Regions from separate parts of the Mus musculus genome. Here region 2 is linked to region 1. Evidence: chromatin loops called from intact Hi-C (ENCODE). Cell type or tissue: left cerebral cortex. All regions are shown on one strand.

Region 1 (8,000 bases):
CGCCCACAGTGACACACCTACTCCAACAAGGCCACAGCTCCTAATAGTGCCACTCCTAATAGTGCCCTGGGTCAAGCATACAAACCATCACACCCCCATTTTGAATGTGGTTTTGCTGTGCTGTTCCAAGTGGCTTCCAGACCTTAGGTGTAAGCCATCTCATTACATTAGTCTCCCAAATAGCAGAGAGTACAGGTGCCTGCCAACTGTGCCTGAAACATCATGCATTGTTTAAGGACTTCTTTGGGGGCGAAACAGTATAAAGACCATGTCTATATTTGTTCTGAAAGTTTTACTAGTTTGTCTCTCTTGAGTAGGTCTTCCACTAGCTGGAGTTGGTATCTGTGGGTAGTGAGAGATAGAGAATAAAACTGCTCTCCCACAGTCAGTCATTTGTCCTTGTGTCATTTGGAACTGTCCATCTTTGCTCCATTGACTTGAGCAGTGGATTTGTCACATGTAGGCTTATTTATAGGTGTGGGACTGCTTCTGGATTCTCTGTTCTGCTCAGTTAACTTGAATATTCCTGTTCCAATATCACAGGGTTGTAAGACTGTAACAATCTTCCCATTGGTACACGCTTCAAAGGTACAAAGATAAAATCCTTACTTTTCTTACTGTCGTTGCTTCGTAGTCACATGCTTATCCAGCCTTCCCCAGCCACTCAATCTAGAATTTCTAAGGCTCCTCCAAACACTATGCATACTCCTTCTCTGGTTGAATTGTTTATTGCTTGGCAGCTATTTATATTAATTCATAGGTTAGTTTGTTTATTTCGTTTCCCATTAGACCATAAAGTTCTAGAGGGTAGAGGTGTGTGGCTCTTCCGTCAGAAAACACTGCCTGGCACTTAGTAGGGCTCTCTGATGTTTCCAGAATAAAAGAAACCGTGCTTATATCTGGGAGGCCATTTCTTCCTCCCCGTAGTACCTCTTAAGGGAATGTTTCCTCTCCTGCTCTCTTGACCTTCACTGATGGAAGCCAAGGGAGAAAGAACGGGATGGTTGTTTCTAGACTTTTTCCATAGCCAAACTCTCGGAAATAGGAAATGAAGTCAGGAGGGTGGAGGGAGCAGAAGGTGGCCAAGTTTTTATGGGTCAGCCACTCTGCTGGAAAGACTTCTTTTCCTGTGACTCCATGTGAGCAGGGCTGGAAGGGCTGTGGTCACAGATGCTCTCTTGGTAAAGATCCTTAGCACATCCTCCCTTTAGGATAACATAACCCAAACTGGAAAAGAACAGGGATGCACTCTGACTTAACCAAATATGGCGACTAAACCCTCAACTGTGTAATGCACCACACAATAGTTCTGGGGCAACGACGTCAACTACGGGTGAATGCCAGCTGGGTTAGACGGTCTGCAGCTGGTATTGTCCAGCAGCGGCTCCGTGCTTGGTGCTCAGCAATGATTCATGGAAATTATGCTGCAAAAGGTGCTCTGTGCTTTATTCTGGGATAAACTGAGGAGCCGAGTCATTCCAGAAGGAATGCGTATACAGTTTTCAGATGAGTGCTCGAAGTTTCTTAGGTTAGAGTCACATTTGATTCAAACCATCTGTTTAATGTGAAGCCGAACCCAGCATCTTTCCAGGACTCATCAATCTCGTTTCATAAATAATTATTAAAGGCTCTTGGAATCCGGGAGCTGTGGTTACAGAAGTGGCACAGTCGTCCCTGCTTGTGACTGCTTATGGTTTAGCGAAAGTAAAATTGTGCTTGTGTATATATATATTTTTCCCTTTATGAAATCAGTGTCCATAGTTTGCTCAGTCTTTTTTGCCGGGGCCATTATATTAATCCATCATTGTTGATGAGATGGATGTATGAGAGCTCACTGACAGCATCTCTGAGATGTCCATATCATTGCTGGGACAGGGATGTCAACCTTCCAATTGCCTCTGGATACAGAAAACAATTTATATAGTGTGCAGTGACCTACCCTGATACTAGGAAATTACGACGCTGGCATAGCTGATAGACTCAGCCTATTTTCTTCTCTGAGATCAAATATAGGTTTTTAGGGGGATGGAAAGATGGCTCAAGCAGTCCTGAGCACTCTCTGCTCTTCCAGAGCCCTCAGGTTCCAATCCCAGCCCCCACCTGGTGAATTACAGCAGCCTGTAACTCGTCCCAGGGCATCTGATGCCCTCTTCTGGCCTCTGTTTGTCAATGCATTTAACACATAAATACTCAAAACCACCCCTACCAATATATATATACAAAAACAAAATAGATTTTTGGTATGTTGTAAAGGCAGCTATTCCATGGCATAATAAGATTTTTGTGTGGTTAAACATATTTTTTCTAGTTCTTTATGAATTAGTCATAAAATGACATTACTTATGTCATATTTTAACTTTGAAGGTAGGCGTTTAAGAGATTGTATTGAAAGGTCCAAACACCTTGGGGATAAGAATTTTCACTTCCCTGGGAAGCAAACCAAGCTCCTCAAAGGAAGCCACTGACAATGGGCCGTTGATCAGTGACAGCCCTGACTTAGGGAGGATAAGTCTCCAGCTGATTCCATTTCTGGGACACCTGGCCAGAGGAGATAACAAGGCCGCAGCCAAGCTGGTCTCTGAAACTCTTCATGGTTTCACTAAATATAATAGAACTAATATAGCAGCCAATCAGACTTGTCCTAATGGCACTGCTTTGACTCCTATCAATCACATTAGAGGTTACCTTACCCTTCTGGAAAATTCCCCTAGCCCTGCATCAAAGGGGGCTTATGAGCCCCTCAAGCCGTTGACATTTGGATGAATGGTTGACCATTCATGCCATGCTGTTTGCTGGCAGTTTCTGCAGAATAAGCACCTTTGCATGCCATTTGAGTCTAGGGTCTCTCTTTAGCAATTCTTGGACCCTAATAGTATAAAGGGGTACATGAAGAGAAATCAAAGTGGCTGTCAAAAAAAAAAAAAAAGCTTAAAATCAAATAGCCAGGGAATTCTTAACAAGCCTTAAATCATTTGAAACTACAAAATTGGCTGACTCATAGGTGCATTTTTTTAAAGAAGACAATATTTTTTAGTGGTTCATGTTTGGAAAAGTCTGTGGTAGAGGGTTATAAACATAAAAATAAATCGGGCACAGTGGCACGTGCCTTAAATCCTAGCACTGGTGAGGCAGAAGCAGCTCTTTGTCAGTTCAAGGTCAGCCAGATCTACACGTGCCATTTCAGACCAGCCTGGCTTACATAGTGAGACCTTGTTTTATAATCAGAGTGTGGAGAAAATAATGGCACCATATGGGGATCATAAGGAATGAGGGTGGGACTTCAAGGGAACGACATATGTGGCAACAGTGAGCTCTTTTATTGTGAAATATTTGCCAATTTTGCAAGGAAAAAATTTCATTGCCGACAGTAGTAATAAACATTTTCATACTTTTATGAGCTAATTGTTCAGTTCCTGTTAACATTTTCTCTAATAAACTCATACTCTTTCTGACTGAAAAATAATTCTGGGGACTTTTTTAGCTGCACAATTTAATGTTTTTTTTGTTGTTGTTTTGTTTTGTTTTGTTAGCTGCACAATTTAATGTTTTTTTTTTTTTTTTTTTGTTTTGTTTGTTTTTTTTTGTTTTTTTTCGAGACAGGGTTTCTCTGTGTAGCCCTAGCTGTCCTGGAACTCACTCAGTAGACCAGGCTGGTCTTGAACACAGAAATCCGCCTGCCTCAGCCTCTCAAGTGGTGGGATTATAGGCGTGCGCCACCACGCCCAGCTTTATGTTTTTATATATTCAGATATTTAGTTTTGTTTTCTTTTTATTCTTTGTGATTTCACTTAAATTTCCATGGTGTCCTCATTCTAATCACGGTATCTCTCCTTCTGTGCTTCAGCCCCCCCCCCCCCCCACACACACACACAAGGCAGTTAATATATTTTAGGAGTGTCTATGGATTTGGTGATGATAATTGTATATAGGCCACAGAGGAGAAGTGAGTACCCTACTGTCATACGAAAGAAATCAGGCCAGTGAGGTTGGCAGAATGGAGTCCCCTGTCAGGAATCCTTTGGAAGTCACCGTTCTTTTATGTGTAAATTGGGGCTAATTAACTAGAGTCTGTTTTGTGTGGCTTGAGAATAAAAATTGACAGATAAACAGGTTCCGTTTCAAGGGACAGCCGCCGATTTAGTCTATCTTAGGTGGGTACTTTGAGGCTTCAAAGTACTAGGATATACTATGCATTTCTAAACCCGACCACTCCCAGCCCCATCCCAGAGCTTGTGGGTGGCTTTTGTAGGGGGACACGCCGCCTCGAACACACTGTAGACCGCAGCGGCCGTCCAGGCTCTTAGGACGCCACCTAGCTGGCCTCGCTGTGGTCCCGGAGCGCTTTTTGCTAAGTCCTGCAGGTTCCTCCGCTCCCCGAAGTCTATGCTCGCTCGCGTGTTCCCTGGCGAGCATCGCGCGGGGACGAGCAAACCGACGTCATTCTTACAGCTCTTTTCTCGTCCGGAAGATGAAGGCAGCGTTGCTAACAACGAGGAGGGACAGTCCTTGTGTCGTGGGCAAAGCGGACACGGCGGCTCCTTCCCACCTCCTGGAATGACAGAGGGGAGGCCACCCCCGGTAAAGCGCCCGCAAGCTTCCGGAGCCTCAGTTACCCTGACTCTGGCTGCAGCGCGGGAATGTTTGCCGTTTGCACTGCAGCCCCAAGCCCAAAGGCGTCTCCGCGCAGAGAGGGCACCTGGGGTTCTGGAAAACAAAAACAAAAAACCCAACAAAATCTCCATCACTTGCATTCAAGATATCTTAGGGCGGGTGTTGCGGCTCAGCCTAAGCCCAGCACTTGTGGGAGGTTGAGGCAGGAGGATCGCCACCAATTCCAAGTTAGCCTGGGCTTCGGTGCGAGACATGGTCTCAAAAGAACTCACATCCGTCAACAAAACAAAAAACAAAACCAGCATCAAAAAGTCGGTCGGCGTGCAAAACGCTCCAGACGCGCACTACCTTCAGTCGCTACCGCGCCACACCGCGGTGGGCGGGGCGCCAGGGGGTGGGACCTCTGCGCATCACTTCCGCTTCCCGTTCCAAATGAACTCTCCCGCCACTGGGAGAGAGCGGCTGTCAGCGCGGGTGTTTCTTTCAGCCTGGCTGCTGGCTGGTTAAACAATCTACTGCGGCTTTATTTGGGACGGAGAGAAGCCGTGGAGTTGGAAGCTTGTGAGCTGACCTGGTGGGACCGAGTGACAGGTGGTGTCGGGTCGGAGGGAGGCTCCGGGTGGGATGGCGGGGAGGGCGGCCCGGGAAGGCGCTGGGGCCGGAAGGGAAGTTAAGGCACTTTTGACTATTCTGGAAAGGCTGGATTCCAGAGTTAGAAGTACGAGAAGTAAGCCTCTCATCTAGGTAGAATCTACTTTGCTTTACCTTGATTTCAGGAATTTAACACCCCCCTCCCCTCAAACCTCATCTTGTCTTGGGTTCGCACATGCCTGAGGGTGGCAGGCAGCAACACTTAGTGATCACTCTTTGGCTTACAAGGGCCACCGTCTACATATACCCCAGTTTGAGCCCTTCCCACATTCGCCCCTGTTATTACAGATGTGTATAGAAAATCTAGACAACACAGCAGGGTCTAGGAATAATCCCTTTAAAAAAGTCTGTGCATCCAATATTTTGTGTTTCCATAAATATTTACTCTATTGACTCAGCCTTTTTCCGTCATTTTAACATATATATTGCGTTGCCACCTAAGCACTATATATTGCAATATATACTATATAACATATATATATAATTTATATAATATATAATATAAATATATATTTATATAATTTATTTCACTGCTTTCAAAAGGTGGTCAAGATGCAGTTCTCAGGAAGGATCCGGAAGAAGCTGCGATTGGCGGGTGACCAGAGAAATGCTAGTTACCCTCACAGCCTTCAGTTTTACCTGCAGCCGCCTACTGAAAACATATCGTTGACGGAGTTTGAAAACTTGGCTTTTGACAGAGTTAAATGTAAGTGGCATTTAAAGTCCAATGTTTGTGTCCTTGAGAAGTGCAGTTATCACACGATGAATAAAGGCAGTTCCTCTTTGTTCAGCAGCCCATTCAACATCCGTTGGTGATTTGCTGTTGAAGGTTTGTCATTCACTTCTTCACTGTAGTATGCACATTGAGTACTCTGCTTCCAGGTGGCAGGGACTTTGTAATGAGTAATGCAATTAAGGTCTATGTTGAAACTGTATTTGCTATGTGGAGACAGACGTGTAGAGTTAAAATCATACATCAGATTACTTTCTGCTTTGATAGAAGTAAATATTAATGCCCCTGGAGTGTAAAAGTGAGAATAACTAGCTTAGTCTACTTAAGGAAGGTTTCCTAGAGAAGTTGGAATTTGGTCTGGTTTCTGAAGAAATGAGCAGACAGTAGGGATTTCCCAGCAGAAGCAGTGAAGGGCTTTTCCAAACTGTGATAATGGTCTCTACAAAGGCTTGCGGCTGTGAAAGAGAGCTATGCTTCCGGTGTGAGTAGTTGAGGGAGAGTGGAGACGTGTGGACATTTGAAGGCATATTATAATGCGCAGGACCGAGGTGTGAGAAGGATGCAGCCACTGAACTGGAGGCCTCTTATCCTTTGTGTGTGAGAGAAGAAATGAAGGAGCTAGCTATGAACTGAGACAAATACAAGCCCTCTTAGAGTTTATGTTCCAGAATATTCTTGCTGGAGTAATCAGGAGATGGGAAAACACTGTTCATTTTTCTTAGAGCAGCAAGATAAGAGCTGTCAACGCAGGAGAAAGCACTTATTACTGTCCAATGTAGTGAAGGCAAGAGGGGGGGAAGGGCACAGGAGGCTTAGCAGTGTCACATGTTTCCTAGTGGTTGAAACCCTTGGCTTCGTCGTGTCAGATGGAACCGCAAGGACCCCTAAACAGTGGTGGTGCTAGTGAAGGGCTTGAGAGATGCCAAGTAGGTGTCATGAAGAGTGGTTGGAGGTCAGGACTGAGGGAGCCGGTACGGCAAGAAGGCATGGGAAGTGGAGATGCATGTGGAACATGGTCGTGTTCTTAGGTGGCAGTGCAGAAGATTCATTTCTGGTGTTGAAGCATCATTCCTTGAAGGGATTTCTGTGAGGAAGGCTTGCACCTGGCATTAGGAACCTTTGAATATTCGTGACTTCTATTCAGGATGGCTCCTTCTGATGACCCGGTGCCTCTCACTGCTGGGTAGTCATCAGGAAAGGAAGGCTCTCTCTCTCTCTCTCTCTCTCTCTCTGCCTCCTCCTCCTCCTCCTCTTCCTCCTCCTTTTTATCTTATGATGTACTCAGTCAAGGTAGCTCCAGACTGCAAACCTTGTCTTCACACTGACAGGCAGGCTTTTTCACTTCTCAGCATTTGGTGGCTTGGTACATCAGGAAAGATCATCCACCATTTGTCCTTTCCCTTCCCTTCCCTTCCCTTCCCTTCCGTTCCCTTCCCTTCCCTTCCCTTCCCTTGTTGAGCATCTCTGGGATTAGAATATCATGCATTTTCTGCACATTGGTGCAGTTTATCAGTTTCCAAGCACAGTTCACGTGATGTACCTGCGGAAACAAAGTTGTTAATACTGTCAGATGTTCTAAGAAAAAATAATTAGAGAATTGCTTTCTGTAGGTTTTTATCTTTGATTTATTTATCTTTTGTCTTGGATTTAAACTTTTCTTCCTTTTAATCTTTTCCCCCTAGTGCTTAAAGCAATTGAGAACCTCGGTGTGAGCTATGTGAAAGGAACCGAACAATACCAGAGTAAATTGGAGGCCGAGATTCGAAAGCTCAAGTTTTCCTACAGAGTAAGTAACGGGAAGTCGGCGGCGGGAGAGCGCTCCCTTCAGTCTGTGTGCGTTTATATTGCTGAGTTATGGGGAGAGGCTTTTATAAAGATAAACATTCTGCTGAGCTGATTGACATGTAGTTAGATGATTGACATGTAGTTAGATGATTGACATGTAGTTAGATGATTGTAGTACAGCAGTTTCCCACCCTCAGGCCTGCTCTCCGCCTGGCCTGTT
Region 2 (8,000 bases), 68 kb before region 1:
TGACACTAACCGATGACCAGACGGTGAGCGTATTCATATTCAAAGTAGCTCCGTGGGACTTGTTTCTAGGATATTCTGATGTTTGAGGGAGTCCCATCTGCTAATTTATGAATGAAAGCTCTCATGCTGGTGAACTCTGTAGCCAAGGATGGCCTCCCACTGCCCCACACCTGGCTCCTTTGAGCATCCCACCCCACTCTGCTGGCTCACATCACACACACCACACACAATTCATTCTAGCTTTGAAATGTTTTATTTTTTTGAGTTATTGGAATTCAACTTTGTGGAAATTTTAATCAAGTAGTACATTTTAAAATTAACCCCAAAGGCGTTAAGTACCACTCAATAGGAAAACATACAAGTAGTTTTCTATTCGGATTTACAAAAGCATTATTTATTAGTAACAAAAATATAGAAGGGGTTAAGTTTTTCCTTTGACCCAAAGATTTTATTTTTAAAATACCATTTATCAACATCCTACTATAGATACTTCAAGTGACAACAGAAAAGTGGCAGTAACCAAGACTCTTTTGGCCGAATCAGTCTGCCATCTGGGCGCTGGCTACCTGGGCATTTCAGACCCTGCTGGGGTTTTGTTTACCTGTGTGCAGACAGCTTCATTTGTATGATGTATTTTTCAGCTTTATACGTGAAACTCTTAGGAGCAACAGCACGTTCGACGTAACTGTTAGTGTGACTAAAGCCATCTGCTCACCTAAGGCTATGGAAGCCAAAGCTCTGCCCTTGTGGGCTCCCTGCAGCCCACACATCTCTCTGAGGTGCTCCCAGGGCACTCACCACAGCCACCAGGATCCTCCAGAGGCAAGCAGCATCTCAGATTACAAGAGCACCTCAGGGGGCAGCATCGGGTTCTAAGGCCAACTCCCCATCCTAAACCCTCAGAAAGACAGGAGGGCCATACCCGAGTTCTCAGCTCTGCCAAGACAAGTCAGGAGCATCCGCCCCACTTCACTCGGCAGTGGAGGGGTCACACATGCTCCCTGTGGTAGTGCTGGAATTTGAAATCTCCATGTGTATGGTCACCTTGAGTGGAGAAGAAACAGTTCAACCTGCTTTTATTTGAACTGCTGTATGTATATGGGCTGTTTTATAAACTATCTCCTTCTTAGGCCGAGACTGCAGAAACCTGAGGAACTCTTAGATATAGCAATGACTTCACAGCTCTGTGCCCGCCACTAAGAACCGGTGACACTGCAAAAGTTACTTAGAGCACAAAGGTCTGGTGGCCCAGAGTTCATAAACGTTACAGTCACAGAAGAAACCAATAACGTGACCTTTGAGGGTTTCAGAATTGAATATATTGATAAATTAATATTACCTGTGGCTGATTTTAGACCTTTTTAAGTTAGGTAGAAAATACAGTGGTGCAAAGTAAAAACCAAATGTGTAACAAATGCTCCCATAAAAAATGGATAAAACAAAACACATAAACTTCTGTTACAAATATTAAGGAAGGGGCTGGGGTTTAGCTCAGTGGTAGAGCACTTACCTGGGTTCAGTCCTCAGCTCCAGGAGAGGGAGAGGGAGGGGGACGGGGAGACAAGCTAACAAATATTAAGGAAACGGCAGCCATCACCAGACACTGTTTTAAAGAGACAGACCACACACCTTTTTACCATGCATTTAGTGGCTACAAATAAAGCTACAATGTTCTATAAGGAATGAATTTTCTGCCAATGCCATTAAAAGGGTCAACTAATTTATTTGCCAACAAATTTACTTTGTGTAAAAACTGAGGAGTCTGTGTTTGAAGAGGAAAAAAATCACGTCTCACAGCAGGCACCACTGTGTGGATCCAAGTCCCCCACCTTACCCTGCACCAGGGGCGCTAACAGCTGACCACACAGATGATCCTGCCTGCTTGGGATGCCAATGGGAAAAGCAAGCATGTGGACCACCATGGAGGGAGGGCGCTCAGCGACCTCTGCTCGCAACAGGAACCTGTGCTGGGCAGGATGGGTGGTACGCCAAGGGTAAACTTTAAAGAAAAAAAAGACAAGAGAAATATAGGAACTATTTATATATTTTAGTAAAAAAAAGAAAAAAAAAGAAAGGAAAAGCACACGTTCCAAGAAATATCACTTTTATATATTTTGAAGTACATGAAAACCAGGACTGTGGAAACGGGTTATTGATATTTTCTAAGTAAAATGACTGATTAAGGATAATGAGTTTTTAGTAGAACTCATGATATTATCTCTTTGGCAGGCAGGCTGGTGCCCAGCTCACACGTTTCCCCTTCTTTCCCATACCGGGTCTTTACAGGCGCTTCTTACCGATCGTTCCTGATAAGGTCCACGTACACCAAAGGCCACAGAAAAACTTAAGCAATAATGGTAAATGCTATACTAAGAGTGTAAACAAAAGGATGCCTTAGAGTTGCAGGGCTTCAGAAAATCTGTGATCAGGACCAAAGACCATCACTCTGCAAAGATGGTCCCCTTCAGCTTGGAAGTTCAGAGTTTGGTCTCAGGTCAGCAGCCAGAAGCTGGTGTGCACGCGCTCCACAGGGCCTTCTGAGTGGCTGCAGGCTGCTGTGTGTACCGGGCACATTGCTTACAGTGGCTATGGAGAAGGCTCTGGGAGAATCCCAGGAGGGACAGGCCCGAGCAGTCAGACATTTACATTCCTTTCATCTACCTGTCGGAGAGGAAACTGCCTCTACAAGATGTCATAAATACAAATTTGAATAGGAAAGTAGTGTAAAAATTAGCGGTAGTGTTTGGCACACTTGGGTCCAAGTTCTTTCTGTAAAGTATGTCCGGACGCCTCAGGTGAGACCAGAAACATACGCAATGGTTGTACGAGCGAGCGAACTGACTAGAATCTGCATCCCCTTTCCCAGGGCACAGGCCTACTGCCTGAGCCAGGAGTCTGCATGCACACCCCCACAGTCCGCACATCACGGATATTGCACGAGTACCTCTGACAACACACACACCAGGGCAGTCTGACATAGTCCGGGTTTCCCTTCCATATGTTCTTTAAGCATTCAGACTGAACATTCCAGAAAAGCTCGACGCCCAGTGTCAGAACAATGCTTGCCATCCCTCATGGTCCATCAGGGTAAAATGGTTACCGATGTAGTTAGTCATGTTGTTTTTGTCTTCAGAATTTAAAATTCAGCAAAACCTGTTTTTGACATTTCCACTGGTGTCCGTTCAAAAACAGGAGAAGCCTCGTCTAAGGTAAAAAACTAGAGTGAGTCCACAGAGCAGTAATTCTCCAGCAGAGGGCGCCATCTACATTCTGAGGAGCACAGCAGAGCAGCGTTACAATGTCAGCTTTCAGAGCGTGGTGAGAGGCCCACGACACACGCAGGACAGCCCGCACACAGTGCCGTTAACTGCACGGTGCAATTCAGCTTTGTCCTCCATGAAACAGTTTAGGGTACACTACAGCTGCTGAAAGGGTTTCTGGTTCTCTTGGTCCTTTGTTTGTTAGGTCTAAGGTTGATGACATCGCCACCATTAAGGGAACTTGAATTCTGGCCCAAGTGACTTCTGACCGATGCATTAAAGACACCTGTGTAAATGAGGGAAAGCACAGTGACTGATCCGCCTCCACGTCACCTGTCATGTGTTATCATTGATAGTAAAGTGGGACAGAGAAGCCAGTACCTCTGTTGTTTCTGTTTCTGTTTCTTACTGCACTAGAACAGAGCGCTCCTAAGCAGGAAGGTCAGCATCCTATCACGCAGTGCTGCTATACTGACTGCTGCTAACCATCTCCAGGAACTCTGCACCCTGAGGCTAAAACCCCAGACACCAGAGACCAGTGGGTGAGAGGGGAAGCTATCATAGCTGCACCTTGACATGTACTGTGTGCACAATAGCACTGCTAACTCATGAACTACCGAGCATCAAGATACACAAAACCTTGCACCATCAAGGAAACAGACGCTAGGCCAGTCATTGCCGGTGGGAAGCTGTGGTCTAACAGGTGATGCGCAGTATACTGGCAAGTGGTGCCATACAACAGTGTATCATCTTGCTCTGGTTTCTGGAGACAAGGTCCTCTTGTGCAGCTTAGTCTCATCTTGCTGTCAGCATGCCTAAGCAAAACGTACCCGTGAGGGACCACAGACCCAGAGGATGGTCAAAGGCAGCTCTAACCGCACAGCTCCTAAGAGAGGAAGGAGTGCGTACAAAAGGTGGGAGTGCACCCTCACTGTGCCCGCCTAGTGTGTCCAGCGAGCCTCTGAGGCCAAGACAGCATCGAACAACATCAGTAACAAATCCCCTTTTAAAGAGAGAGCTGATAGTCACCGAGCTCAGTAATCATGACTTAACCCAGAGTTCTTACAGAAATGAGCCGGTTACACAATAGGTGCAGCAACAGTAAATGGAGGGCCGGGTCAATGCAACGCACAGGCTGGGTTCTTACCACGCACTTACCAATCTTGTTACTACTTGAGTGTGTCTGTTCTGGATCTTCGGTTATTTGTTGTTTGAGTTTTTGTAGGTGTTTCTCAGCCAAATATTTAAAAACTAGAAAACACACACACAGTCAGTATGACTATGCAAGTAAGTCTATTTTCAGATTGCAATATTTATACTTTCTAAATTAATTTTAAATTACATTAGATGAAAAGAATACGATTTAGTTAAAATTCAGCTTTTAGAAATTATTTGAGTGCTGGAGAGATGGCTCAGTGGTTAAGAGCACTGACTGCTCTTACGAAGGTCCTGAGTTCAAGTCCCAGCAACCACATGGTGGCTCACAACCACCCATAATGAGATCTGATGCCTGACGCCCTCTTCTGGTGTGTCTGAAGACAGATGCAGTATACATACATATAATAAGTAAATATTAAAAAACAAAAAAAAAGGAAGAAATTATTTGAGCAGTCCCTGAGAAGTGCAGTGCAGTGGAGTGCCCAGTGGAGGAACATCGAGTGCACTGTACAGGCCACCCCACCCCCACCCCCCACCCCCCCGCCTCTGCTGTCTGTGAAGCAGAATTATGCTGAACACATGGCCACACTACCCTGACCCAGCCTCTTGCTTTGGAGACAAGGCCCAAGCTGGCCTGAACTGCCGCCTGTACTTCCTAAGTGCTAGGACTATGGGCATGCACCCAGCACACCCTGCTTCCCTGCTTCAGTAGTTCAGTCTTGAAAGACACGTTCGCTTTCTTCAGATGAAGAAAGTGCACAGAATAACCCTAACGACCATGCAGCTGCAATCTAAACATGAAGATTCCGGACTGAGGGAATCTTCAACACTGTCGTCAATCACACCTTCTCTGTTTTTGTCTTATTCACAGGGTTTCTCTGGCTGTCCTGGAACTCACTCTGTAGACCAGGCTGGCCTCGAACTCAAGATTCACTTGCCTCTGCCTCCCAAGTGCTGGGATCAAAGGCGTGCGCCACCACCTTTTGGCTAACTTTACTTTCTTAAACTAGAAAACAGTGAAGAGATGTTACTGCCTGGAGGAATTTCTACTATGGAACAATAATAAAACAATTTGGTAACTTCTAGAAGTTATGCATGAGGAATATGTAGATTATATATATGTCTTTCAGTCAGTTATGCCAGTGTGCACCGGCATGGGGAAGGTGGGGAACCACGGGTGGGCGCCCCTTCCCTCTCTCCTCCCACTGGACTGCAGGGTTGGACACCTCCCTGCTGGTGCCTTGCTGGACGCAGCTTAGGGTTAAGAGCTTATGAAGCACAGGTTGGCAAAGAGGAGCCCGCTACAATCTCAGGAGAGGAAGTGGTAAATAACCACGATCATCACTCACTCATTAGGGAGCCCTGAACACAACACCTTCAAAGTTAATATGATGTGGCAGGAAGAAAATCTTGTCCTCAGCTTGTTTTGCAATCCAATTTCTACGCACGATGGAACTAGCACTTTGGAAACAACGCAGACTTGGGCTGCAGTACTTGCCTTCACTCACGTTGAGGTCCTCCTTCACGGACGTCCGGTAGAACCTCAGCTTTAGCCTTTTGGCCAGTCCCTCCGCTTCCTCACTGCACAGCAACCAAAAGCAAAGCAGGGAAGGCGCTGTTGAGAATTCTCCTAAGTTACCTTCCACTGGGTCTGAGTGACCCCGGAGGGGCAGAGTTGGGGTGGAGTCATGGGAGGGGGAGGGGGAATGGAGAGGTAATGGCAGTGTGGAAGGGTAATGGGAGCAGAGGGTGGAGGGGTGGCGGGTGGCGGGTGGAGGGGTGGCGGGTGGAGGGATGGCGGGTGGAGGGTGACGGGTGGCGGGTGGAGGGGTGGCGGGTGGCGGGTGGAGGGTGAAGGGGTGGCGGGTGGAGGGTGCAATGTGTTTTCAGAGGAAGCGTGACGTTGCTCCCCCTTAACTGAAATGGAAAGGAAGCTGAGTGGCCAGCACCTGAGCAGGCCCTTCCTCTGCACTGTCCTGTGGATAACCACCCATCATTTACAACAGTTGTGCACAAGTCAACAGTGTATCTACAAGTCACATAACAATTATACATTACTTTTCTCTAGAGAATATCTTAAATTGGGCCTGGGGCCACAGCTCAGTTGGTATGAGTGCCCGAATGACATCACAGGTAGACAGAAGGGTCACAGTTTCAAGGTAATCCTCAGTTACTCTGGGACCCAGACACTCAGGCTAAGAAGCTATTTATCTTTAACAGCATTTGAATCAGTGCACTGTAAGTTACTGATCTTCTTCTTCCTGCCAAAAGCCAAAGTGAGCACATTAGTGGCCACGCTGGGAACAGACTTTTATTTTCATGAGGACTGTAGATTTACGGGACTGTAGGTGACTCCCTGTGACCCCTAGACTCCTGATTTGCATTCCCTGGGTATCTCTCTCAACCCTGACACCAGGGCTGGCCTGTGGAGACATCAGAGAGGTCATCGAAGTCATTATGGTTCCTCTCGAGGCAATGGCTGCCATTTTGTAAGAATATGAAAACATCAAATAGCCCTAAAGAAGGCTGAGTGCGTGAGCCACCTCAGAGCAGACCCTCCTCCGGGCTTGCAGACAGGAAGATAGGCCCGGCATGTATGAGGCTGAGGCTGGAAGGCTCTGAGTTCACTTGGATAGGGAGTGAGCTTGTGCCCAGCCTGGGCCACAGAGCCAGACACACACTCTCAACAGGCAAGGCAAGAAAGAGTGAGAGAAAGAAAAGTTAGACAAGGGTTTAAAAGCTAGCAACTATTATTAACAAGGAAGGATAAATATGTACAGATAAAAAGCTAGATGGTTAAGGTCCACAAACGTTTAAGGGAATCCAGAGATGGCTCGATGGTTAAGATGACAGCTTGCCGCACAGCCATGCAGACCACTAGGCCAGCTCCAAGCATCCAGCTAAGGAATGGGCTTCGGTCTCATACACACCTCAGAGGCCACAGCTGTCGGGGTATGGAGCCAGGAGGGTCATGGGGGCTTGCTAATCACAAGCCTTGTTGGTTTTGTTTTTGTTTTTTTTTTTTTAAGGCTAGCAGTGGTCTCCATGTTGATGAGAAACCCTGCCTCAAATAACATCCTCCCCCTCCCTCTCTCCTGCACACTTAACTTTCTAAATTGAGCTAACACTTCTGAGAATTCAAAACTTGCTCAATGCTATCCATACAGAGATCCACTTCCTACAAACATTAAAACACCCAGAGAAGCTTTGCTCCCTTCCTTCCCCTTTTTTAATTTATTTTTTAAAAATTGGCCCTTCCTATGTAGCCCAGGCTGGCCCAGAACCTGGGTAGCCCTATCTCAGCCTCCAGGGGGCTGGAATCTAGTTGTGCACATGGGGTAGGAGAAGCATGTCAGTCCACCTACGGTCCCCTGCGGCAGCAGATTTTAAAGTCTGCCACAGAAAGACCTTCAGGACAAGTCAGGATGAGAAATGCTTTCATACAGATTTAAGCTAGGGGAGTAGGGCTATGGAGAACAGGAAAGAGAGACAGGCAGGCGGGCAAGAAGAGCGACATCTTACTTTTTGATGCATGAATCATCCAGCAGATCGATCTTGTTTTGCACCAGTGCGGTTGGTATA

The links. A loop is a pair of places that touch in the nucleus more often than their neighbours do. Peaks named below come from ENCODE experiments on the same cell type or tissue, not always from the same donor. Only the 100,000 strongest peaks of a DNase experiment are listed, where the experiment ranks them.
Region 2: it touches region 1 in a loop (5-fold over the local background); 20 of 42 quality-filtered maps call a loop at or near these places.

What each region holds. Positions count from the first base shown.
Region 1 is chr1:33,666,826-33,674,825 of GRCm38, reverse strand. Prim2 (DNA primase, p58 subunit) reads left to right here and starts at 5,032. Exons shown (of 14, transcript NM_008922.2): 1 at 5,032-5,202; 2 at 5,806-5,968; 3 at 7,678-7,781. The coding sequence starts at 5,815. 1700001G17Rik (RIKEN cDNA 1700001G17 gene) reads right to left here and starts at 5,002. Exons shown (of 1, transcript NR_033199.2): 1 at 4,114-5,002. In left cerebral cortex, CTCF peaks have their summits at 2,157 (motif pointing left), 4,298 and 4,988; DNase peaks (open chromatin) are centred at 2,117, 4,438 and 5,011; H3K4me3 peaks cover 1,606 bases; H3K27ac peaks cover 926 bases.
Region 2 is chr1:33,734,799-33,742,798 of GRCm38, reverse strand. Rab23 (RAB23, member RAS oncogene family) reads right to left here. Exons shown (of 8, transcript NM_008999.4): 5 at 7,941-8,000; 6 at 5,917-5,999; 7 at 4,419-4,511; 8 at 235-3,546. The coding sequence ends at 3,407. Among named protein-coding and RNA genes, the nearest start is that of Rab23, 19 kb to the right of the region's middle. In left cerebral cortex, a CTCF peak has its summit at 3,249 (motif pointing right); a DNase peak (open chromatin) is centred at 3,260.